Regions from separate parts of the Homo sapiens genome. Here regions 1 and 3 are each linked to region 2. Evidence: chromatin loops called from intact Hi-C (ENCODE). Cell type or tissue: heart right ventricle. All regions are shown on one strand. Region 1 has its middle 62 kb from the start of MIR9-3. Region 2 holds the start of MIR9-3HG (MIR9-3 host gene). Region 3 overlaps RHCG (Rh family C glycoprotein).

Evidence for each region. Hi-C counts contacts between places; a loop is a spot of excess contacts. Peaks named below come from ENCODE experiments on the same cell type or tissue, not always from the same donor. Only the 100,000 strongest peaks of a DNase experiment are listed, where the experiment ranks them.
Region 1: a loop joins it to region 2, with 8 times the contacts of the local background. A loop is called at or near these places in 108 of 110 quality-filtered maps.
Region 3: it touches region 2 in a loop (12-fold over the local background); 42 of 110 quality-filtered maps call a loop at or near these places.

Annotation. Positions count from the first base shown.
Region 1 is chr15:89,425,909-89,433,908 of GRCh38, forward strand. No RefSeq gene overlaps it. Among named protein-coding and RNA genes, the nearest start is that of MIR9-3, 62 kb to the left of the region's middle. RefSeq lists a silencer at 5,073-5,132 and an enhancer at 7,978-8,000. In heart right ventricle, a CTCF peak has its summit at 4,972 (motif pointing left); a DNase peak (open chromatin) is centred at 4,973; H3K4me3 peaks cover 721 bases; H3K27me3 peaks cover 1,823 bases.
Region 2 is chr15:89,355,706-89,363,705 of GRCh38, forward strand. MIR9-3HG (MIR9-3 host gene) reads left to right here and starts at 5,874. Exons shown (of 6, transcript NR_190310.1): 1 at 5,874-6,564. LOC124903549 (a long non-coding RNA gene) reads right to left here and starts at 2,961. Exons shown (of 2, transcript XR_007064750.1): 1 at 2,878-2,961. RefSeq lists silencers at 3,053-3,347, 3,405-3,464, 3,525-3,574 and an enhancer at 3,065-3,344. In heart right ventricle, CTCF peaks have their summits at 1,167, 3,097 (motif pointing right) and 3,297; DNase peaks (open chromatin) are centred at 3,066 and 6,156; H3K4me3 peaks cover 788 bases; H3K27me3 peaks cover 7,869 bases.
Region 3 is chr15:89,471,814-89,479,813 of GRCh38, forward strand. It overlaps RHCG (Rh family C glycoprotein), which reads right to left. Exons shown (of 11, transcript NM_016321.3): 5 at 7,509-7,675; 6 at 6,024-6,161; 7 at 5,704-5,840; 8 at 5,269-5,393; 9 at 4,942-5,015; 10 at 898-1,050; 11 at 1-42. The coding sequence ends at 922. Among named protein-coding and RNA genes, the nearest start is that of RHCG, 21 kb to the right of the region's middle. In heart right ventricle, a CTCF peak has its summit at 1,170 (motif pointing left); a DNase peak (open chromatin) is centred at 1,147; H3K27me3 peaks cover 4,593 bases.

The DNA of each region.
Region 1 (8,000 bases), 70 kb after region 2:
ACACATGGCAGGCTGCTGCCGCTGGGAGTCTTTGGATATGAACAAGAGGTGGTCTGGGCTTTTAAGGGGCTCACAGGGATGTACATCCTTTCATGCTCAGCATTTGGCACAGTGGTCAGCACACAGAAGCACTTGGTAAATGTTTATGGCTGAATGAGTAAGTAGCAAATAAAGAGGGAGGAGTTGGAGAGGTAAATAGAGGCTAGACCGTGGTTGTTCTTTGTTTGTTTGTTTATTTATTTGTTTTTTGAGACAGAGTCTTGCTCTATCACCCAGGCTGGAGTGTAGTGGGATGATCTCGGCTCACTGCAACCTCTGCCTCCCAGGTTCAAGCAATTCTCTTGCCTCAGGCTCCCAAGTAGTTGGGATTACAGGCATGCACCACCATGCCCGGCTAATTTTTTGTATTTTTAGTAGAGATGGGGTTTCACCATGTTGGCCAGGCTGGTATCGAACCCGTGACCTCAAGTGATCCGGCTGCTTTGGCCTCCCAAAATGTTAGGATTACAGGCATGAGCCACCGTGCCTGGCCTCATGAATGGTTTTGATGGCCATGCTGAAGGTTTGCATTTCCTCTGGTCAGGGATGAGGTCCCCTGAAGGCCCTCACATGGAGGCCAGCACAGTCAGACCTGCTGTCATGGAAAGGTCCTCTGGGAGCTCAGGTAGAATCAGGGTGACCACATAGATGACAACAAATCAAGTGTAGGAGGCTGTACACTGTCCTCATATGCAGTGTCTTCTCCTTTACTGGCCCTCCTGGCAGGAGGAGTATGCGCCCTATCTCTGGTGAAGGCAGGTATGGCCGTGTGACTTGTTTTGGCCAATCAAATGTGGGGAAGAGATATGTGACATTTTTCAGCAGAAGCCTTAATGGACAGTAAGTTTGGGGTTTGCTGTGCTCTCCTTCTGCTTCCAGGAATGGTGAGAGTACGGGTCAACATGGAACTCCCTGCAGCCTGCGTCCCGGAGTGACTTGGATGAGCAGAGGCTTCTTGCCCATCTTCAATGGGCATGTAAATAGGAGTGGGAATGAAACATAGTTGCTTCAAGTCATTGAGATTTGGGGGGTTGCTGTCACCATAATACAGCCTACCCTGACTGATACACAGGGAGCTGGACTGGGTAGTTCCCGCATGTCTTCCAGATGTGCGCAACAGGCCGGGATTCTGCCAGGCTGGATTTTCTGTGGCTCGGGTCCACTCTTGGTTTACACAGTGGATACTGAGCCTGAAGCTCTTATGGAGACCTAGATTCATAGCCTTTCTGCCCCACCCACTTTGAGCCCCATGAACATTTCTCAGAGGTGGAGAGAAGCCTATAGCAGGAAGAAAACTGCAGCTGCTACTGTCTCCTCTGAGGTCTGGCCTTTAAAGGTGGCCGTTAAAGGGTCAGAAACATGAATGGCCATGTTGGCATCACTGTAAGAGGAAGCTGTATCCATGCTCACCAAGATCCCTTTTTCTGAGGGAAACCGAGGTAGTAGTGCCATTTAACCCAAACCATTCATGCCATTGTACCTAACAGTTGGTTGCCACTGTTTTCCTCATAAGAACATTTACCTCACAGGGCTGGAGATGCAGAGGCAGGGTATCCTCGGATGCCATAGCATCAGGGCTCGGTGACATCACCAAAGATCCAGGTCCCCCACCTCTGTTCTCCACATTGGCTTTATTCTCAGGAACATTTCCCTCATGAACACAAGATGGCTGCCAGTAGCCATCAGGCCCGTGTGGTTGCCTCCTTGTTCATGCCAAAGAGTGAAGATGCCAAAAATTGCTCCACCCAATCCACGAACCCATAGTCATCCCCGGGGGATTTCCATCTGCCGTCTGGCTCAGGCCAGCCATTCTCGATCCCATTAGGCTCAGGGTTCCCTTCTCATAACAAATATTACTATCCTGATGAAATCTGTAGAAGTAGGACCTACTTACACATGTAATTGCAAAAATAGCAATGCAATGCCCTAACTCTAAAAGAAAAACAAAAGGAAATGTATAATTAATAAAATATATTTCAAGATACATGCTGAGGCAAAAGTATTCTAGAAAACATAATGAAACAATCAGATGCTTTCACCTGCGCCTAAAAGCTCCATGAATGCGGTAGCAACAGATATGGGCAAATATAGGTGGGTTGTTTTGGTGACCAAAGCGCCACTGGTAACATTGCTACCAGTGACATGATTGTGTTGAGGTGGTAACTCTTGGGAAGATACCAGTGAAACAAAGCATAGGCCTCCTCAATGTGCACAGTGGCGGTTTGCTGCAGTATGCTTTCAATATATATGAAAGTCTTGCAAAAAAACCTTTCTATTAATATGTCACATGAGATTAGATTCTAGGCTCAGATTTTTCACCTACATTTCTGTCCAGTGGAACATTTGAAAGTCACGTGGGGCTCAGGCCAAAGTTTTGCTATGTGCAACTGTCAGGAATTCTAACCTCGATTCCTGCTCACCAAATGCCCACAGTGCCCCCATCATTACCAATTATGTTCCACAAAAATTTAAACACCCTGTGGGATGCAGCTGCTCCTCTCAAAAACCTGTGGTCTTGTCCAATCATGAATCCTTTGCTGGGCCTGCAATAGGGTGGCTGCCTGGGATTCTATTAGGAAGGAGAAAGAGGGAGTGGAGGTAGGGAGGTTGCCAAGTGTCCTCCCCAGGCCTCAAGCTCACCTGTTACTCATAGGATTCATGGTTCAGTCTAGAGTCCCTCTGTGGGACTGAAACATCTTAGAAGACTCACAGAAGGGCTCTCAGGAGGACGTTTGCTTAGGGGGTGTATGTGTGTGTGTATATATGTGCGTGTGTATGTGTGTGTGTTTTCCATTGAGCTGACTGGCATAGGGAATATTCATGCCTCTCAGTCAGAAAGAAAGAATAGACAGAGATGGTTCAGTTCTGGTTCTGTGCCTACCAGGAGAGAATAAGCTTCCTCCTCTCAACTTTTCCCAGGACACTCACCCTCAAACATATCCAGCTCTTCCTGCAAAGCTCCTTTCCTGCTATTACCTCATTGGACCCTTGCCTCCTGTTGGGTTACTCATATTTTTTTAAATTATTAACTTATAAGAACTCTTTACATATTATAGATATCATTCCTCTTTTACTTATGTTGTAGACATCTTCTTCCATTGGTCACTTTTCATTTACCTTCATATGAGGTATTTTTTGCTTCATGGAAGTTTTAAATTTTTATGTAATCAAGCCTGGGAATCCAGATGCCTTTGCATGCACCAGGATTGTGGGGCAGGGTGAGCTGGTGACGGAGGCCTGCTGTGGTGAGAGAATTGTGACACAGGAAGGCCAGCTCACAGGCTTGTGCCTTGAGACTTGGCAAATGTCCAGCAGCCTGGACAAGCCCTCCCCTCCACTCCTCTCCCCAGGAGGCACAGCCATTTGCAAGGCCTGGGATGTGGACTTTCTCCTAAATCCCACCAAATAACCCTCTGGAGTCATGAATAGCTGGCAGTGCTGTCTGAGGAAGGCCAAGAGGTCCCTGAAGGTCCTCTCTTGGCTTCAGGACTGGGGTGTGCAGGGCATCAATGTGATCCAGTGGAGGCCACCAAGATCTGGAAGCCAGAGTTGACAGGATGAGTCTCAGTGCACCAACTAACTGGCTGTGTGGCCTTGGGGCAGTCCCTGCCCTGCTCTGGGCTCAGCTTCCTTTTCTGTCCAGGGAGTGGGCTTGACTATTGTGGTGTAGTTTCCACTCACTGATGCTATCCCACCACTGTTGCTCCACACACACACCCTTGAAAGAGCCCTGCTGTTGGGGGCTGCCCTCAACCTGGCCTGCTCAGACTCCTCACTTGGGGCAGGAGGGGGCTTTGGCATGAGGATATCTAAGAGTATCCAAGCCTCAGAAACTTGCTCCTGGTATGGGATGTGACTTCTGAGCCTCCCTGGTGCCTGGCTTCAGCCCTGGAAGTATAGAATGGAGGCAGGTCCTGGGGATCCCCCACTGGGCTTCCCTGCCGCAACATGTCAAACCTATCAAAATGCACTCACATTCTGCTCTGTGAATTATGTGACAATTGGCTGGTTGGCATGAGTTCCATTCTGTAGACATCTAATTAAACATTTGTTCATTTGGATTTTGTAGTTTCCTTTTTAAAATCTGGGAGCAATACTTCTGTTTTTCATGCCCTTATATTTTTGTTGCCCCAGAAAAATCCATAAGCCAAGCCCTGTGCCTGTCATCACTGCTGGAGAGCCCAGCGGTGTGCTCACACCCCACCTCCCCACCAGGCCAGGTCTCCTCCAACTCCTCCCCAGGACCAATGCCCAGCTCTGAAGGTCTCCCTGCCTCCGCCTCTGTCTCTCCAGCTCATCTTACACAACACAGTTGAAATGATCTTAACTGACTTGTTTTTATTATAAAGACTTTACAAATTTTAATTTAATAGTTTTTGTTTCATGTATTTTTCAGAAAGTTGATCCATTTCCATAGCTCAAAATGAACAAAATACACGGAGTGAAAGTTACCCCATCCCTGTGCCCAGCCACGAATCTCATTTTCTGAGGACACAAATGTCCCCCATTTTAAAATATCTTCCAGATATATCCTATGAACACTCACAATGTATGGTCTTTATTTTGCACCCTTCCTTCGTTTTTAAAACACAAATAATAGCACACAGAGCGCCTTTCTAAGCACACGTCCGCTCAGACCTTTGCTCGCCTCGTGGGAAAGCCTGAGCTTTTCCGGCTGGGACTAAAGGCCCTCCGTGACGCAGCCGCTTCTGAGCGCCCTTCCACGTCCTCGCTCGCCGCCAGGCTGTGCACACCTAGATCCCATTGTGAGCCCCCCGCCAGGCTGTGCGGTGCTCAGGGACAGAGGCTGTACCTCATTTGTCTGGACTCCCCAGGGCCAGTCACGGTACCTGGCACCGAGGGCGCTCAGCAAACGTCGCCGAGAGAGTTCGGAAGCGTCCGGAGGCGGGGATCGCTTTGCCACAGCGACACCTCGTGGTAGATTTCGGAAGTGCAGCAGAGACGGGGCAAGGGGCAGGAGTAGGCGGCAGAGGCGGTCTTTGTGGCTCAGGACCTTCACTGGGGCCTGAATCCTCTTCTATTCCTTCCTGCCGTCCATTCCCGACCCCACCTTGTCCGCCGGCGCCCAATCTGGGACCCACCCTCCCACCACCGGGACTACTATTGGCTGGAGAGACCCACCCACTCGTGATTAGCGGACTTGGGCACTTAGCAGAGGGTGCACGTGCCCGTGTGTGTGTGTGTGTGTGTGTGTGCACGCACACCTGTCTCAGGGGGTACCTAGCATATACCCTGAGCAGATTTTTAACACCTGCCCTCTTCTATAAGACAAAATTATTGGCAGTAGTAATCATGAAATGAGTAACAATAAATGGCAGGCAGCCAAAATTTTCTTTTATTGAATTTCCTATATAAACTCATGCCAATTCAAAAATAAATAAAATAAGAAATAGTCATTATAGTTAAAAAAGGGAAAAAATGGGCAAATAGTTTTAAATTACATTATTTAAACAAAGGGGGGGAATATACTTACATACTGATTTGTCCCAGTAATGAATAACATTACATTAGAATTAAATAAGACTAAAATACGAATAATCTGCAAAGAAGAGACTTCAACTTTAAACGTATTGTTCAAATTCAATAAAATATTCCCTATATAATGTAAAATTTGCATTTTCCAAACAAAAACTATTGCAGCTTCACAGCTTGCTCTCTGATTCACAGTTTTAAATTTTAGTCACAAATAAAATTAAGCAATTCAAGTTCTGTTCTACAACTTCATTATCATGGAGCTAGGGCCTGGAGACACAGCCTGCACCGGAAGTGACTTGGTAGATGCCAACCATCAAAACCTGTCTAGAGGCCAACTGCGGAGCCAGGAGTTCTTGGAATTAACTTTCACGTAGAACACAAGGTTAACTAAAGGATAAGTAATATAAATGTGCATATTTGAAGCCTACATATGTAATCCCAGCTATTCGGGAGGCTGAGGCAGGAGAATTGCTTGAACTTGGGAGGCAGAAGTTGCAGTGAGCCGAGATCACTGCACTCCAGCCTGGGCGACAAGAGCAAAATTCCATCTCAAAAATAAATAAATAACTAATAAAAATAAAATAAACAGTTTAAGACACAAAAAGATAAATGTGTGATTCTACTCATGTGAGGTACCTAGAAAAGGCAAATTCGCAGAAACAGAAAGTAGAATAGAGGTTACCAGGAACTGGGAGATGGGGAATGGAGAGTTATTGTTTAATAGGTACAGAATTTCTGTTTAGGATGATGAAGAAGTCCTGGATCGTGGTGATGGTCACACAACATCGTGCATGTACTTAATGCCAACGAATTGCACACTTAAAAATCATTAAAACATCACAATGAAAAAGCAGTTAAATGATAAATTTTGTGTTATGCATACTTTACCCCAATAAAAAAATTGGAATAAAACAGGTAAGAATTAACAGAATAATTTGGGGAGGGGAATGGAGCATTGTTTTACGGACACGGTTAAGGAATTGCAGTGCAAGTTGATAATCAAAAGCATGGTGACTTTTAAATTCTCTGCAGACAAAGTACTTGCCTGCTCCTGGCTGGCTCTGTCCTACCTCCTGGCCCTTGGGACACCACTGGTGTGTTTATCTTTGTGGGTCCATGGTTTGGTTGTCCTTTTTGTGTGTCTGAGTCTGTGAGGTATTTGTCTTTGGGTTTCCAATATGTGTGTCTTGGTCTCTCTGCTTAGGTCCCATTCTACGTATATTTGTGTGTTGTGTGAGGAGTAAATGAGATGATCAGGGCCAGGCACACATCACAGTGCCCATGATAAAGATCCAACAGCCATTGTCTGCTGTGTGCTTGTGTGTGTGTGTGTTCATCTTTGTGTCTCCCTGCATCTATTGGTGAGGGGGTCTAGTGTCTCTGTGCGTATGTTTCTGTACATGTCAGCGGTGTGTGTGACAGGCACAAGATCCACCCCTGCTCCCTCTCTCTGGCCTAGGGGTGAGTGGATGGGGCTGTCAGGGAGGGGTGTTGGGGTGTTGCTGCCCTCAGTTCTCAGGCTTAGGGATCTCCCAGAGCTGGCCTGATGGAAGAGGGTGCCCCACAGCCTGGCTTTCTGGACAGCCACACCAAAATGTCTCCGAGGCTATTTTCTGGGTGAGTCCCAGGCCTTCCAGAAATCCCAGCTGGCCCTGCACTTGCTCATCCATGGGGCCCAAATGGAACTGTCAGGATTGGATAGCAAATAACCCCAGCAGTATCCAAGGCCCCTTGAGGATACCTTGATCCACGTCCTTATACAGAACTAGTGGTGTGAGTCATTAGAGCAAATGGCCTGGAAGCCACATGCAACTCAAATCCTGAACTGGTGTCTGGAGACACAATCCATGTCCCTCCCCTAGCTGGGGAGCCTGGGCTCATCATCAGGTACCTCTGTGGGTCTCAATTCTGCAACCTTCCAAGTGGGCACAGTCACTCCAGTTGGAATCCCTTCTTCCCTCCCTCCCTCCAAATGCACCCTGCAGCAGTCTTTAATGTGAGTCCCTTTCAAGGCCAACAGGATGAGCCTTGTGAAGGTCTTTAGCATTCAGAGCCCTTGATGAATAGGTGGGGTGGGGTGGGGGCAGGGAGGGGGTCTGCCAAGGCCGGCTGGCAGTCCTGCAGCTTCAGAGTCTGGAGGGAGCAGGGCAGACTCACAGAGGGGAACTGAGGCCCTTACACATACTTCCCTTTCCAGCTCCAAGGTTCCCAAGTGGAGGTGGGGTACGGGTGGCCAGGAAACTCCAGTTTCCTGAACAAAGGTCAGCCCCTCTTGCCGCTGATGCTCTTTTGGGAGCCTTGGCCTTGGCCAGCAGGAAAGAAAGGCTCCTTCTCTCTGGGTGGGGGCAGGTGCTGGCACAGGGCTGCCTGGGAAACAGAGTCCAGTGTCTGGCTCCAATGGGCATTCAGACACCCAGGGCCTGGCAGGCTCTGCCAGCTGCCTGAAAAAGTGGGCATTGTCCTGT
Region 2 (8,000 bases):
ATAAACTTGTGGTCCATAGGAACCCTAGATTTTTTTTCTCCAAAACTTGCCCCAGGGTACATTGTGTGGGGGCGTTGTGTGTGGAAAAATTCAAAGGCTTTTGTTGCAGTCTCTTTCAGAGAGATGCCAGAATTTGCCATGGGAACAAAGAAAACATATAGAAACATGCTGGGTGTTTCCACAGCTTCTTATGTCTGGAAGTTGCCATTTTTCAATACACCAAATGTTGACTGTGTCTTCTGTGTCAGGAGCCGGGAGTTTGGGGATAATTGAGACAGCATTCCTCCCCTCAATGGGTTCACAGTCATATGGGGGAAGCAGATGAGTTGAAAGAGGCTTGCCCGGGCGTGATGGTGCCTGTAATCCCAGCTACTGGGGATTACAAGGCTCTCAGGGGCACAGGTCTCAGAGGGAGCTCATACGCCTGTGAGGGACTTGAGGCTTTCTCCTGGAGCCAGAAGACCCTTACCGACAGATGTCAAGCAAGGAAGAGACACAATCAGATTGGCATTTTAAAAAGGAGAATCGCTTGAACCTGGGAGGTGAAGATTGCTGTGAGCCGAGATTGTGCCACTGCACTCCAACCTGGGTGACACAACGAGACTCCATCTCAAAAAAAAAAAAAAAAAAAAGAAAGAAAGAGGCTTGCAATAGAGTCTGCTGATAAGCACTGGCTGGCTTCTTTTATGGACATTTGGATTATGTGAACCAGGAATGGGACAATATAGAACTATTATTATTATTATTTTGAGACAGAGTCTTGCTGTGTCGCCAGGCTGGAGTGCAGTGGTGCGTTGAACTATTATTAAAAGGCAGTGTAACATAGAGTCTAGGAATTTGGACTCTGGGCTCTCATCCTGTTTCAGTTGCTGATTAGCTGAGACTTGAGGCAAATTGCTTAACCTCTCTGTGCCTGGGTTTTCCCATCTGCCGGGTGAGGATAGTAAGAGCAGCTCTGGCATAAGCACAGCTGTGAAGATTAATAACAAAGTGCTTGGAGTCGTGTTTGGCACAGCATACCCACTCGGTAATCGTTAACTGTTAGCAAATTCTCACCCTGTGAACAAATCTGAAAAATGCAAATCCTAAAACATTTTAAACGTTAATCAATAAACTCATCATTCTGAGCTGGCGTCCAAATGGATTGCAAACTGTGTTTGTCACAATTGCCACGTGGTGGCGTGCCTGCTGCTGGCTCTGGGGAAATTGAATTATGCCAGTTCTGAATGGTGCCAGCCCTTCAGGAGGCTGGCCACCATGAGACGTGCTAGATGTCCTGCAGTACAGCCCAGGGGCTGCTTAGGCGGGAAGGCACACAGAGAAAAAGGGCCGGGCTTGGCAGAAGGGGGTTGGGGTCAGAGGGCTGGCAGGAGCAGAGGACAGAATCCTATGCAAAGCAGGCCAGAGGAAAGGAGTAAGACTCCTGCTAGGGCAGGGCATAAGCCATCTGAGAAAGTCTCTCTCTTGCCCTTTATCTCTTGCCAGTCCCATGGCCTTTTCTCCGCTAGTTTATTGACTCGCCTGCTCCATTTTCCCAGTTTCTTTGTCCCCTTATCACCTGACCACAGCACTGACTCCAGAGGCTGTTGAGCTCCCCCTGCTCACTGCACACCTTCCCAGTCCAGGTCTCACTTCAGTGCTCAGGAGAGACCCTGGTACATTCAGGCCAGACCAGGGATTAGCCCTCGGGGGTCAGTGGCCATGCCAGCTTCAATTAATTAGTTGTCAGCGGGGAAGGGAGGATGAAGGACATAGAAGTATGGCCAGTTAGGCCCATCCAGTCTTTAGGTGAAGGAAGAGGCCACGATGGATATGTTCAGGTCAGAAAGTTTCATGGAGGAGTGACATTCACCGAGAATCTGAAAGACACCCCAGAGGGAGGAGTATTCCAGGCAGAGACACTGTAGGGTCACACAAAGGCAGGGAGGGGTGCAAGAGCTTGGGCCTTAAGGAAATGAGAGATGCCTGGGATGGTTGGAGTGTCGGGTTCCTGAAAATGGGAACAAGGCTCTCAGGGGGACAAGTCTCAGGGGGAGCTTGTATGCCTGTGAGGGACTCGAGGCTTTCTCTTGGAGCCAGAAGACCCTTGTCAAGCAAGGAAGAGACATGATCAGATTGGCCTTTTACAAAGCTCTCTCCCCAGCAGTGTGGATGCCATATTGGAGGGGGCTGAGTTCTGAGGTGGAGCCCCAATTAGGAGACTTCTGAAGTCATCCAGGTGAGAGGGGAGAGGTAGGGCTGGAGTGGCTGGGGCTGCATTGTGGCTCCGGCAGATTCCAGCTGTGTGACCTTGAGCACATTACTTACCCTTTCTGAGCTTTATCCCTAGCGGTGCCTGGCATATAGCAGGAGCTCAGCACATATATGTTGAATGAATAAGTGAATGAATGTCAAAAAGCCATCGAAATGCGTGGCCAGACTGAAGACAGAACACCATGCTGAGCCTGAAAGGACACTCATGTCACGGGGCTGGGAGCCTGGGGAAACATCTCCAGACCTTCCAAATCCCGGGCCTTGCTCGCTCATCTCATCGTTACCTCTTGCCCATCTCCCACCTTGCCCTTGGAATAAGGGATCTCCGGATCTGATGAGAAAGGGCTTTTATTTCTTAATTTTCTGAGGCCCTGCAGATATGAGAGGGACCCTGGCGGAAAAGAAAGCCACTGAGATGGGGAGGGCAAAGCTGCAAATGGACTGGACCTGCCATGAAGGCAGGGTTCTTGCCAGGCTGCAAGAATCGAGGGTAAGGTCCCAAACCTGCCCCGTCCGCTTCAGTCTCCAGAAAGCCTTCCTGAAGGAGGCCAAGATAGCAGAGGTGCCAGTCTTAGGTGGAAGAGGAGGTGAGATTTCACCCTGTCCCTCATTCTGTTTCCTGACCTGTAGTGGTTGAGAGGCAAAGAGGTGCCCAGCTCTCCTTAGATTACTGCATCTTCGTCCCCTACACTTAGCCACAAACCGCCAGGCAGGTGCCCAAGCACCGCCCGCGCTGCGCGGGTCCCGAGCCGTTCTCGACATCGGTGGCAGCCTCAGCCGCGCTCACCTGCATCTCCCCGGAACGCCCACCAGAGGGCGCTGTTGGACAGCGCGCAGAGCCAAGCTTATGGGGCGGAAGAGCTGCGAGGTCAGCACCGCCGACTGGAGCACTCGGGGCGGGTGGGCAGGACGAGCGGAGGCCGTGGGTTGGAGCGTGGGAGACCTTCAGGAGCTCCTACGTCCTCTAAGAGGCTTGGCGTAGTCCGGCGAGGTCTCGGGGGTGCGCGGACACCAGCCTCCTCAGCCTCAGGTCTGGAATCCGGCGGGATGGGGGACTGGGCGACGGCATTGTGAGGGCTCGGCGGAGGCGCCAGGGGGCGCTAGCTGGCTCCTCGCAGCCGATCCAGGCCGCGGCGGTTCCACGAGGTCCGGCGCCCCGCGCCCCGCGACCCGCGGTCCTGGCCAAGCTGTCAGGGAAGGTGCGGCGGAGACCACCCGTTCCTCTTCTCCCTCCCTCCCTCCCTCTTCGGCCGGCGGGGAGTGGCGCCCACCATCCAGCCTGCGCCTCTGCGCCCTGCACCCCCATCCGCACCCTTTCTCCGGCCAAGTTTCCCTGCGCCCCCGTTCCTGGTACCCGCGCCGGCCTCCGTGGCTCCTCCACGGCTCTCTCCTGGAATTAAGCTTCCGGGAAGGGTTTGGCCGATTCTCAGACTGGAGAAGGCGGGCCCCAGCAGAGGCCCGAGTGATTTCGAGAAGCCCCGTGGCTGGGCGTCGATGTTCGCCCTGGACTCAGTGACCCAGTAACCCCACAGCAGGAGGAACAGGCTCGCTACGGGGTTAGGGAACCTTCAGGCGCCGAGAAAAAGATACGCAACGGCAAGCCATACTTTTCTGGACACTGGCTCTGGGGGCGCTGCTCCTCTGAACCTCGACTTTCCCCAGGCACGCACCTCAGAGCTGAGCCCCCTGGGGACTCCCAAGCTCTGCGTCTCCCTGAGTCCTGAGGCAGGAGAGGAGGAGGCTTCAGGGGCGGATGAGCCTCCTCCCCCTAGCCGTACCCTGTCACCCTGGGAGCCTGGAACGTGCATCTGAGGCCAGAGCGACTCTTGCCTCTTTTCCAGTGAGCTGGGGGAAAGTCACCCTCCTGAGGAGACCAGCCTTCGAGGGCGTCATGAGCGCGTGTTTGGGGCAGGAACCGGCCGGCCCTCCCTGCTGTGCTACCCCCTGAAACTGGATGGCCCCCCTTTCATTCCCCCAGCTCAGGAGAGGCTTGACCCTACTGGAAGCTCGAGGGCGCAGGCCTGGAGGAAAGAGAGGAACAGAAATCCGGGCTGTGGGGGAGCAGCTGGAAAGCTGGAGAAGCTGGAGGAAGGATGTTGCTGGCTGTTCTTCCCCCACCCCCATTCCTGAGTTTGGGGCTGCAGCCCCCACAAAATCTGCCCTGCAGGTCCAAGTAGTACCCAGCAGCCAAGCAGTAGAATTTGGGCAGCACCCCGGAAGAGGCTTGCAGGATAGGACACAGCCCACAAGAATCATCCGAGGCTGCACCGTGACCAGCCCCTCAAGACAGAGCGAGACCCAAATAACCCCCGCGGGCGGACCCGCAGCGTTCTGTGACTCCACCGCGGAGTCCAAAAGGCAGCTGAGGGTGGGAGCGGAGGGGAAGGGAGGGGGGCCACAGGCGCTCGGGCGAGGGAGGCGCGTCAATGGGCCGCAGGGGCCGGATCGGTGGCCTAATGGATTCAGGCCTGCACGGCAGAGGCGCACCCGGCGGCCTGCCCGCGCTCTCAATAGCGGACAATGGAGTCCCGGGGTGACCTGAACAAAGAATTTGGAAGTAGTTAAACTGCAGAACACGTTCTCGGCCTGGGTGCCTCCTTTCAAAAGGAGCGCTGGGAGAAGAAAAGAAAGCACTGGGGGGTGAAGGGAGTGAGAAAATGCCCAGGGGAAAAGTTGGTAGGTCGCCCTAGTTGCCGCCAGCTACCAGACGCCAGGAATTCAATAGGAAATGGGGGAGGGGGTGGCCCAAGTCTACCAGACCGCAAGGAGAATCAGATAAAGTTCTCCAGGAGATGGCTGGGGTTCCGGAGCAGAACTGAGCTTTCGCCCAGGGCAGAGAGCACCTCCCCCCACAACACACACACGCACACATACACACACACGGTCAAGGCCAGGAGAAGCTTCCCTAGGGCTTTGGAGCTAGAACAGGAACCAGTGAGTGGAGGGGGTGTCTGGGCCCCTGTGTCTAGCCCTACATGGCGCTGCTTCCCTCCTTGGCTCCTCTAACAGGAGGATAGGGCTCCCTCTTTGAGCCCTTTCGCAGAGCTTTTGTTTTTCCTTCCCCATCCAGTTCAGAAAGACTGGGTTCTCTCTCTCCACCCCTTCTTCACTCCCCACCCCGCACAACCAGCAATCTAGGTTCTTCTATGAGAATATATAGTTTGTATTTTAAAGTCAGGCCTCTAGGTGTAAAATATAGGGCCAATTATTATTTTATTTCATTTTTTCAAAATTTTCTAATGTTTCCACAATGAACACAGCCACAACGTAGGAAAAGAAGACATTTAAAAGGCAGTCAGTTATACTGGTATCAAACTAACTTAGAAGAGAAGGAACTTGAAAGACTGTGGAAACCAAAAGTGTAAATAAAATGACGGAATAAATGGTTAGGAGACGAGCCGAAAAGAAGAAAGGAGCGGTGGCTGCCACGTTCCTGGGAGGCAGTGCCTCTGGAACCTTAGAGAACGCTCCCTGGCCAGGAGGCTTCCTCCTGTGAGAGGTGCTTGGCTTGCAAGGGGTTAACAGTATTGCTCATGAACTTGGCCTGTCTGTCTGGCTCGTGATGAATGGTGAGACCCGCTGACAAGTTCAGCCTAGGGACCTCCCCTACTGTGGAAGTGGGAGAAACACACACGGGCGGGCGGAGGGGACCCGGGGCGAGTCATCAAGGGCGCGTGGTTCGGCGTGCCAGGCGCGCTGCTCTGCCTGCTCTCTTGGCTTCTGTCTCCCTTCGACCGATCGCCCCCTATCCTGAAGCTTTCCAATGTCATCTTGGAGCCCCAAAGTTTCCTGGGGCCTCCGCGTTGTGCGTCCCAGAACCCCTTGCCTGCCCCTGAGGGAAACGCGGAGCCATAGGCAGCGGGACGTCGGGAGCCAGCCCAGGGGAGGCCAGATTCAGCATTTGGACAGCGGCTCTGGGGCGCAGTCGGCCCAGCGAGTTTGCCGGTGAACAGCCTCGGGCACATGGCGGGTAGGAGGGCCGCAGGGCTGCTCTGGGTCTTGAAGAAGCAGGACCCAGCCTAGAGGGCATCCCCAGCTCCGAATGGGACACGTTTTCCCGAGATAAAAGATCCCTTCTGAGCTCACACGGGAGCCCCGGGACCATCCAATCCAGCGTGGATATCCCCAGCCTAACCAACACCTGTGCTGGGGGGAAAGATAAGACGCCCCCTTTCAGCCAGGAGGTGGACGACCCTCATGCCCTCAGCTCTCCATTCTTCCCAAAGCAGCTCGGATCCCTAAGTCTGGAGCTGCCAGCGAGGCTTCCAACCCGCTGCTTGCCATCACCTCCCAGGTCGTTGGTGGCTCCGAGTGAGTCTGGCAGCGCGGGGAGGAGAGGGGGGACGAATGGCGTTGCGACTCCCAGGGAAAAGCTGGGAGGCAAGCGGGGCGTGGGGAGGAAAGGCCAAGGCACACGGCTGGGCGCCCCTCACAGCCTTCCTCCGCCGCCTCCATTCCGCACTGGTCGGGGTGAAGGGGGGGGCGGGGGGAGCCGCGCTGACGTCACTGCGGGCCGTGCCCGCCCGAGAAGGCGGCGCTGGGAGCCGCTCAGAGCCCAGAGAAGCGGCGCGCGGCCAGGAGCCCCCGCTCCGCCACTGCCGTGCCTGCCTCCCGCAGCTGTCTGCCATGCGCTCGCCGGGGCAGGGGCGCCCGGAGGGCGGCTAGAGCTGGGCCTGAGCCCGGGAACGCGCCTGATCAGGGGTGGCGGAGCCGCGGTCCCCACAGCCGCCCCACCCGCGCCGCTGCCTCGCTGGGGCCCGGGCCCCCTTCCCGGTCCGTAAGTGCCACTGCCCGCTGTGTCTCGGCGAGGCTGGGGAGCGAGGGCTAGGGAGTGAGGGCGGTGGCTTCGGCCAGGGCAGCGTCAGGGAGCTGGGCTGGACTGAGAGAGGGGGCTGGGGCATCCCTGCCCGGCCCCCTTGGGCAGCTCAGGCAGCTGGGGCTTCCCTTTGCCGCTGGGCGGGATGAGAGGTGCGCTCCCACTGCGGGTGGGAGGCAGGACTCAGTCATCCCGGGCAAAGGGTTGTGGGGCAGTGGGAAGCGCCCAGAGGTGAGGACTTTGGGTGAGCGGAAAGGGGAAGGGCGCAGGGTCGGCTGGAAGTTGTGGGGCTGCAGACAGGTTTAGCAGAAAGGAAGGTTTCTGAAGTGAGGTTCCTGTGAGTCCCAGGATCGCCCTCTCCCTAGCCACTGCCCCCCTACCCCTTCCTTCTTATCCCCTCCCCCACAAAAAATAATAACCTAGAAAGCAGCTTCCTGAAAAAAATATTTTGAGAAAAATGCACCACACAGCACCCGCTCTAGACAAGATTTATGACGTTTTTCCCCCTCTGAAATGGGAAGTTGTTGGGAAATCCTATTCACTCTGCTCCCCACTCCGTGCCCCAGAACAGGCCTCTTTGATCTGTCTGTGGGCGTCTCTGCAGCCTCCTCCAGCCTAGGCTCCACTGAGCTGGAGAAGAATATGGGCAGCGGTGGAGGTTGAGTCAAGTGAGGGGCTTCTTTGGAAGAAGGGTTGGTGGGGGAGTTGGTCCAGTTTGGACCCGTCAGAGCAGGGAGGTAACAGAAGCTGGGAGAACTTCCAGGGTCAGATCACAGAAGCAGTACTGGAGTCCAGAAAAACACACTGAATCTTTGTGGCTGGGCAGAAATCGAGGTGCTGGGCCTAAAGGGAGCCCCCTTTTGTGTCCCCATATCCTGGAGGAGGGGGATTCTTAAGCCATGGAGGGGAAGAGGATGGAGTTTGAGGGTCT
Region 3 (8,000 bases), 120 kb after region 2:
GTCAGCACCAGCTCCTCTGGGCCCCAGGACAGTCTGTGGAGCCTGCAGGGAGACAGCCAAGAGCAGCGGGTCACTGCCGGGTCCTGCTGTAGCCTCTCAGGCACCATTTTCTTTTCTGGATGGGGTGGACATTAAAGGCAACTGGGCATAGCCTCACCTTCCTCTTTCCTGGCACCCTAACATCCTCTCTTGCCACATCACTCAGGCCCCAGACCCAGCTATTGCCAAGCTCTGGCCTCCAAGGAAGTTAAATAACAATAATAAAAACAGTAACAATGACCAGCAAGGACCCCAGTTTCTCCACTTGCTAGTTGTGTGATCTTGAAGAACCTGAACTTCTCCGAGCCTTAGTTTGCTCATCTATTAAAATGAGGGCAGTAATTCTACTTGCCTTGTAGAGATCTTGGGAAGGTTAGATGTGAAAGCCATGAGCAAGGGCTTGGTGCATTCCACAGAGGAGGCACAGTGTTAGTTGACGGAAAGAAAGAGGGGAGGGTGGGTCTCATCTGAGCTGAGCAACTGAATACAACCAGACGTGTCAGCTTCATTTTTATAGATGAGGAAATCGAGGCCCAGTCTCTGGGGTGAAGAGATTCTCAAAGTCACACACCAGCAGGCACAGTCACAAAGCCAAGTGTGCCCCCAGGTCTCCTTCCATATTCCTTCCAGGCCCTTGTGCCTTCACCTGTTCCTGTGTCTGTCCTGGATGCACGTTGTCTGACTCTAAGAAGCTCCCCTGCCAACCCCATGTGCCCACTGCACCTCAGGCAGGAGGGGTGGAAGCCCTCATTTCTTGATGTTTGCTTTTTGCCTCTTTGCTAGTAACATCTGATTCTGAGAGCTGGGCCCCCACTGGGAGAACCTCCCTGTCATCCCCCAAGCCAAGCCCATGCTCACCTGCTCCTCACCTGCCCTGGGAGCCTAGGGTACCAAGGGTACCGAGGAAGCCATGGGTAGTGGGGACACCATGGGTACTGAGGGTACTGAGGGTCCTGAGGGCTTGAAGGTGGGGTCCTCAGGGATGTAGACAGTGCTGTTCCCTTCAGGCATCTACAGAGAGAGGATGCAACTCTGAGGGCCCTGTCCCAGTCCAGGCAAGGGTGTCCCTGGTGACTAGAACCTGGAGCTGCAAATGGTGTGTGGCGAGCGCCACCTTGTGATCGCCGTGCGGATCACATGCCACGGAGAGCAGGGTGGTCCTTCAACACAGGAGTCCTGCCCCTACCCTATATTAGGCACTGTCCTGGGTGCTGAGGCATGGCAAGGAGGAGACAGTGTCCTTGCCCCATGAGAGCAATGGTGAGGCATTGCAGTGAAATACCCAGTGACAGTAAGAGTTGCAAATGCACACAACAGGCTTATAACCCAGCCTGGGGGATGCTGAGAAGTTGTGCTGAACCCACTTTTAAAAGATGAATTGGAGTAAGGGGCAGAGGCGGTAAAAGGTAGTATGGCAAGCTCTGTAAACTGCAGACAGGTCCGAAAATGGGGTGGGGAAGGTGCAGGGAAGGCCAGAAGTGGGTAGAGAGGTGGAGGGCAGGCAGGGCAGGTCAGCCCTGCCCTTGCCCCATCTGTGGTCCTGGGGAACACTGGTCCAATCCCCATCCTCTGAGAAGCCACCTCACTCCCAAGGTAAACCACTCAGGGCCTCAGGGACTGCCTGATAGTGTTCCTTCCATTGGCACAGAATTTTGTTATTCCCAACCAGGTACAGCCAGCCCTCCATACCCATGGGTTTTGTATCAGCAGGTTACACCTATCACAGGTTGAAAATATTTAGAAAAAGCAACAACAAAAAATGACAATATAACAATAAAAATAATAAAAACAAAAAACAATACAGCATTTACATTGTGTTAGGTATTACAAGTAATCTACAGATTACTTAAAATATGTGGGAGGATACATGTAGGCTTTTATGCAAATACTATGCCATTTTATATCAGGGACTTGAGCATCCCCGCAAGAGATCCTGTAACCAATCCCCTGAGGTTACTGGGGGACGTCTGTACTGCTCAAGGTATATAGAGCTGAGAGGTGTGAACTTGGAATAAATTATAAAGATCAAAACAGAACCAAGAGGGAACTTCTACATGGGGGAACTGATAACATTTCTGATTTATTTCGTTAGCGTAAAATCTGTTGGTTTCTAATTGTGGTGTCTAAAATAGTTTAAGTTCTGACTTTCTTAAATATAGAATAGAAATAATTATCCTGTGAGAAAAGAAAGTTTATTAGGAATGTAATAACACAGAACAATTCTTATGATAGAGTGGTAAGGAGAAAGAGACGGATACTAAATTGGGTGAATAATACAATTTCAACCGTGTAAGAAAAATCTATGCAGAGAAAAAAGATAGAAAGGAAATATACCAGAAAATATTAATATTGCTTGACATAGGGTGACAGGATTTCTATTTTACTGTATTTCCAGATTTTCTTTAATGAGCGCCTAGTCATTTTTAATTAAAAACATTTTTAAAGAGTTAATTTAAGAGACATTCGTTATGTGCATGAAGTTACCTTATAGTAGATAGTAGTTAAAATTACCCTTAAAACTTCTGGTATGGTTTTAAAAATACAGAGCTAAGTGAAAGGCATTATGGGTGGCCCCTTGTCCCAGGAGCCACAGACACAGGCGGGTCCTCACCCTTGTCATGAGAGGACAGTGCAGGAGGCATGAGGGGAGTCCTGCCATCCTGCATCATCCAATGGCAGGTGGGCACCTCCAATCATGATTCATGGGGAGAGGCCAGCCTGAAGTCACAGAAAGCCCAGATTGTGGCATGTTTTTAAGGAAACTGAGTTCTGTGACATTCCACCACTTTCATATCTAGAACAATGTTCCTCAACTGCTGAAAGGGGTGGGATGCTGCAGAACTCAGTTGCCTGCCTGCTGCCTTCGTTCATTCCTTCCTGCCTGCCTTCCTTCCTGCCTGCCTTCCTTCCTGCCTTCCTTCCTTCCTGCCTGCCTTCCTTCCTTCCTGCCTGCCTTCCTTCCTGCCTGCCTTCCTTCCTGCCTGCCTTCCTTCCTGCCTGCCTGCCTTCCTTCCTGCCTGCCTTCCTTCCTGCCTGCCTTCCTTCCTTCCTGCCTGCCTTCCTTCCTGCCTGCCTGCCTTCCTGCCTTCCTGCCTTCATTCATTCCTGCCTGCCTGCCTTCATTCATTCCTGCCTGCCTGCCTTCCTTCCTTCCTGCCCGCCTTCCTTCCTTCCTGCCCGCCTTCCTTCCTGCCCGCCTTCCTTCCTTCCTGCCTGCCTTCCTGCCTTCCTGCCTGCCTGCCTTCATTCATTCCTGCCTGCCTGCCTTCATTCATTCCTGCCTGCCTTCCTTCATTCCTTCCTTCCTTCCTGCCTGCCTGCCTTCCTGCCTGCCTGCCTTCCTTCCTTCTTTCCTTCCTTCCTTCCTTTTTCCTTCTTTTCTTTCCTTCCTTTTTTTTCTTCCTTTTTGGTCTCACTCTGTCATCCAGGCTGGAGGGCAGTGGCGCAATCACAGCTCACTGCAACCTCTGCCCCCCCGCCCCAGGGTTCAAGTGATTCTCCTGCCTCAACCTCCTGAGTAGCTGGGATTATAGGCATGAGACACTGAGCCCGGCTAATTTTTTTTGTATTTTTAGTAGAGACAGGGTTTTGCCATGTTGGCTAGGCTGGTCTCGAACTCCTGACCTCAGGTGATCTGCCCGCCTCGGCCTCCCAAAGTGCTGGGATTATAGGCATGAGCCACTGCGCCCAGTCCAGAACTCAGTTTCTGTATTGGAATCACCTGGGAGCTTGTCAGTTGCAGAGTCCCGGTCCCTACTGAATCAGAACCTCTGGGGTGGTGCCTGGGAAGGTCTCCAGGTGGTTCTCATGGAGACTGAAGCTGAGCACTGCACTGTGATTCCTAACCCAGGCTGGGTGTTAGAATCCCCGAGGAAGCTTTAAAAAAATTCTAATGTCTAGACCCTACCCCAGAGCAGTTAAATCCAAGTCTCTGTGGGCTGGGGCCTGGGCTTTGGAATGCTGTCAAAGCTCCCTAGGTGATTCCAGTGTGCATCTTAGCGCGAAAACCGCTGCTCAAATACAGTGGTGCTTAGACTTGTTTGTCATCAGAACCACCTGGGGCTTGTTAAACCAGAGTGCTGGGCCCGCCCCCTTGTTTTGGAATCAGGATGTCTGAGGAACTTAAGACTTTGCATTTCTCTCTCTCTCTCTTGCTCTCGCTCTCTCTCTCTCTCTCTCATTCTCTTCTCCCTTCCCTCCCCTCCCCTCCGCTTCTCTCTCTCTCCCTGTCTCTCTCGGGATCTTGCTCTATTGCCCAGGCTGGAGTGCAGTGGCGCCATCATGGCTCACTTTAGCCTCCACCTCCTGGGCTCAAGCGATCCTCCTGCCTCAGCCTCCAGAGTAGCTGGCACTACAGACGCATTCCACCATGTCTGAATAAGTTTTCTATTATTTTTTGTAGAGACAGAGTCTCCCTATGTTGCCCAGGCTAGTCTCAAACCCCCAGGCTCAAGCTGTCCTCCTGCATCAGCCTTCCAGTGTGGGAATTACAGTTGTGAGCTACGGCACCCATGAGAATTTGCATTTCTAACCAGTCTGTAGGTGATGCTGATGGTGCCGGGCACCATACCATGGGGACCACTGCTCTAGAATAAAGCTGACTGAGTCTTTAGGGACAAGAGTAAACTCCAGCTGTAGCCCTGACTATAGGTTGCTTCTGTCACCCCCTCTAGGGTGTGCAGAAAGAGAGGTACACATCACCCACTCCAAGCCCTGGGGTCTAGAGGGAAGAGTCTTCAACCTCCATGAGACACAGCCTCCCCCGATGAAGAAGTAGGGTAATGTAGGCTCTGACCCCCACCCCCGGCATCTGGGTCCCCAGGCCCCAGCCCAGCTGATGCAGTGGAGGCAGGGAGGGAACGCAGCTGCCCTCCTTCAGGGGGCCAAGTCCCTGGAACTCACCTCCCAGTAGACCGCATCCTCAAAGCAGTTCTCATCTGAAGGTTGTCCCCAGAATGGTAATCTCAAAATGAGCCCTACAGAAAGTTGGAGATTACAGGATGTCAGGAAGTGCCTTCTCTCTGCTCACCCCAGCCATTTCCCTCAGCTGGGAAAATCCTCCTGGGGCCCTTGGGCTGAGTTCCAAATTGTCCCAGTCCTGTAGCCAGAAGTGCAGAGATCAGGGATTCCTGGGGGCTCAGGCTGACCTGTGCCGCATGCCCTTTGCTTCTCCACCCAGGGAGCCCCACAGCAGCACCCCCCTTCTCTGGCTCAGCCATTCCTGCTCACCCACAATGATGCCACCCATCAGGGCCATGGCCAGGGTCACCAAGAGACCATAAATCTGGAACTTTCCCTGTGTTCTTGCGGTCCAGTCCCCGTTGAAACCTTGAAAGTCAAAGGAATGGACAAGCCTGGGGTGGAGACAGGGGGCAGGTCAGGGCCCCATGGAGAGGCCAAGTAACAGCTTGCTGCCACCCCAAAAATGTGACCGGGTACCACGGGCCTCAGCCTTCCCACCCACAACATGGGGACACCGGACATATCAGTTGGCCTCTAAAACTCTAAGGGACAGAGTTTGGGGAGAGAGACCCATGAAACAATTGGTCCAGAGTGGGGAAGGAAAGGGAGAAAGATGCAGTCGGGTCCCAGAGGAATAGCAGGAAGAAGGGATGGGAGAAGGAAGGGGGAAGCTCCATCCCACCGCACCTCCTCCACATTTACCCTTCTTTTCCATAGACTTCAAGGCTGGCGGAGGCCGCTGTCACAGCACCCACGATGCCGCCTATGATGCCAGGAATGCCATGCAGATTGTTAATGCCACATGTGTCCTGGATGTGCAGCCGGGACTCCAGGAATGGCTGGAGACGGGAGGTGGGTGCTGCTCAGGCCGGGGGCTGCATCAAGGGTGTGGGGAGGCCGGGATTCCAGAGACCCAGGATTCTCTAGCCCTCAGCCCCCTCCCTAGGAACCCTCAGCTCACTGTCAGGAACACAAAGACCTCAGCATTCTCTAGCCCCCAGCCCCTTGCCTGGGGCACTTACGGTCAGGTATACAAAACCCAGGGTGGAGATGATGCCGCAGACGAAGCCGATGATGAGGGCACCGTAAGGCATGAGCATCATCTCAGCAGCGGTACCCACGGCCACCCCTCCTGCGAGCGTGGCATTCTGGATGTGCACCTGGGCAGGGCAGGCAGAGCAGGCAGGAACTCAGTCCTCTCCCTGGAGCACCGGGCCTGGAGGAGCTCACTTGCTGGCTGTGCAAGGGTGCAGCCTGGCTCCTGGGAGCCGGGGATGGCTGGGAGTTCACCTCAGCAAGCCAGGAGCCTGCAGAGGACTTCAGCCCCACCCAGGCTTGCTACAGCTGCTCCCTGTGCCTCTCTGCACATGCCACCCATCCCGCCTAGTAGGTCTGGGCATTTTCCATGTGCTGGTGCACTTGCTGGTGAGCCCTGACAACAAGCACACTGTTGTTTTATGTATACCATGTATACCTGTGTGCCCAGACTAGCATGTCTGAACGTTCTTGCCATGGATGCAAGTCCACGTCAAGTGCCTATGGGGTCTAGACATAGGCACGCACCAGCTGCTGCTGTCTGAATGCTAACCTGTACCAGGTACCGTGCTGCTGGCTGTAGGGGTTAGCGCTTTCCATCTCTACAACAAGTCTGCAAGGTGAGGACAGTTATCTTGCAACATTTGCAGATGGCGAAACTGAGGTGAGGGGGGTTAAATGACTTGTCCAAGACCACAGAGCTAGCAAGAGGCAGAAAGGTGTCTTGATCCAGGTTGTGTGGCCCCAGAGTCCCTGTCCTTGACCCTATTCCATGTCCCTTCCTGCAGGTGGGTGTGGATACACACAGGTGTGCCAGTCTGTGTGTCTGATTCTCTTCCCCAGGTGCCTGAATCCCCACCTCTCTGCATGGTGATAGTGTCCCCAAATAATCGATACTCCAGACAGTGTCTCAGCACACATATGCCCACGTCAAGACGCTTGTGTCAGATTATAAGATAGGTTCGGCGCAGTGGCTTACACCTGTAATCCTAGCACTTTGGGAGGCTGAGGTGGGTGGATCACCTGAGGTCAGGAATTTGAGACCAGCCTGACGAATATGGTGAAACCCCATCTCTACTAAAAATACAAAAATTAGCTAACTTAGCTGGGCGTGGTAGCCTGCACCTGCAGTCCCAGCTAGTTGGGAAACTGAGACAAGAGAATTGCTTAAACTTGGGATGCAGAGGTTGCAGTGAGCCGAGATAGCGCCACTGCACTCCAGCCTGGGTGACAGAGCGAGACTCCATCTCAAAAAAACAAAACAAAACAAAACAAAAAAAAACAAGATAAAGAATATCCTTGCTCTGGGTGCTGCTGAAAACTGGCCATGTGCTCAAAACAAATCATTTCTCCCCCAACCTCATCTGCAAGATGGGTGTGATGATCCCCTCAGAGGTGTTGGCAAGGCATGGTGATCAGCGCCCTCCAGGCCCAGGCAGTCAGAGCCACACCCCCAACGCCCTCATGCTCACCATGTCCAGCTTGCCCTTCTTGTGCAGGGCACTGGATATTGCCACCGAGGTAAGCACGCAGGCTGCCAAGGAGCAGTAGGTGTTGATGGCGGCTCGGTGCTGGCTGTCCCCATGGTAGGATATGGCTGAGTTGAAGCTGGGCCAGTACATCCACAGGAAGAGGGTGCCTGGTCAGACCAGACAGGCCCAATGGGCCCGGGAGGAGAGGCATTAGATACAGCCCCACAGCTCAGGCAGGCATCCTGTCCTTTAGCTCTAGAGATGACCCCACACCCAGCTGTTTCCACCTCTGCAGCTTTAGTCATGCAGGGGCTCTTCCTGGAAGGCCCTCCCTGCCTTCCTTACCCCCCACTTAGCCTTCCACACCACTCCAGGAAGTCTACCCTGACCCCCATTTCTGGGCTAAATGCCCCCACCCTGTTCCCACAGCGCCAGGAGGGAGAATCTTTTCTCTACTGTAGGGAGATCCTCCACATGGCACTGCTTTCTCTT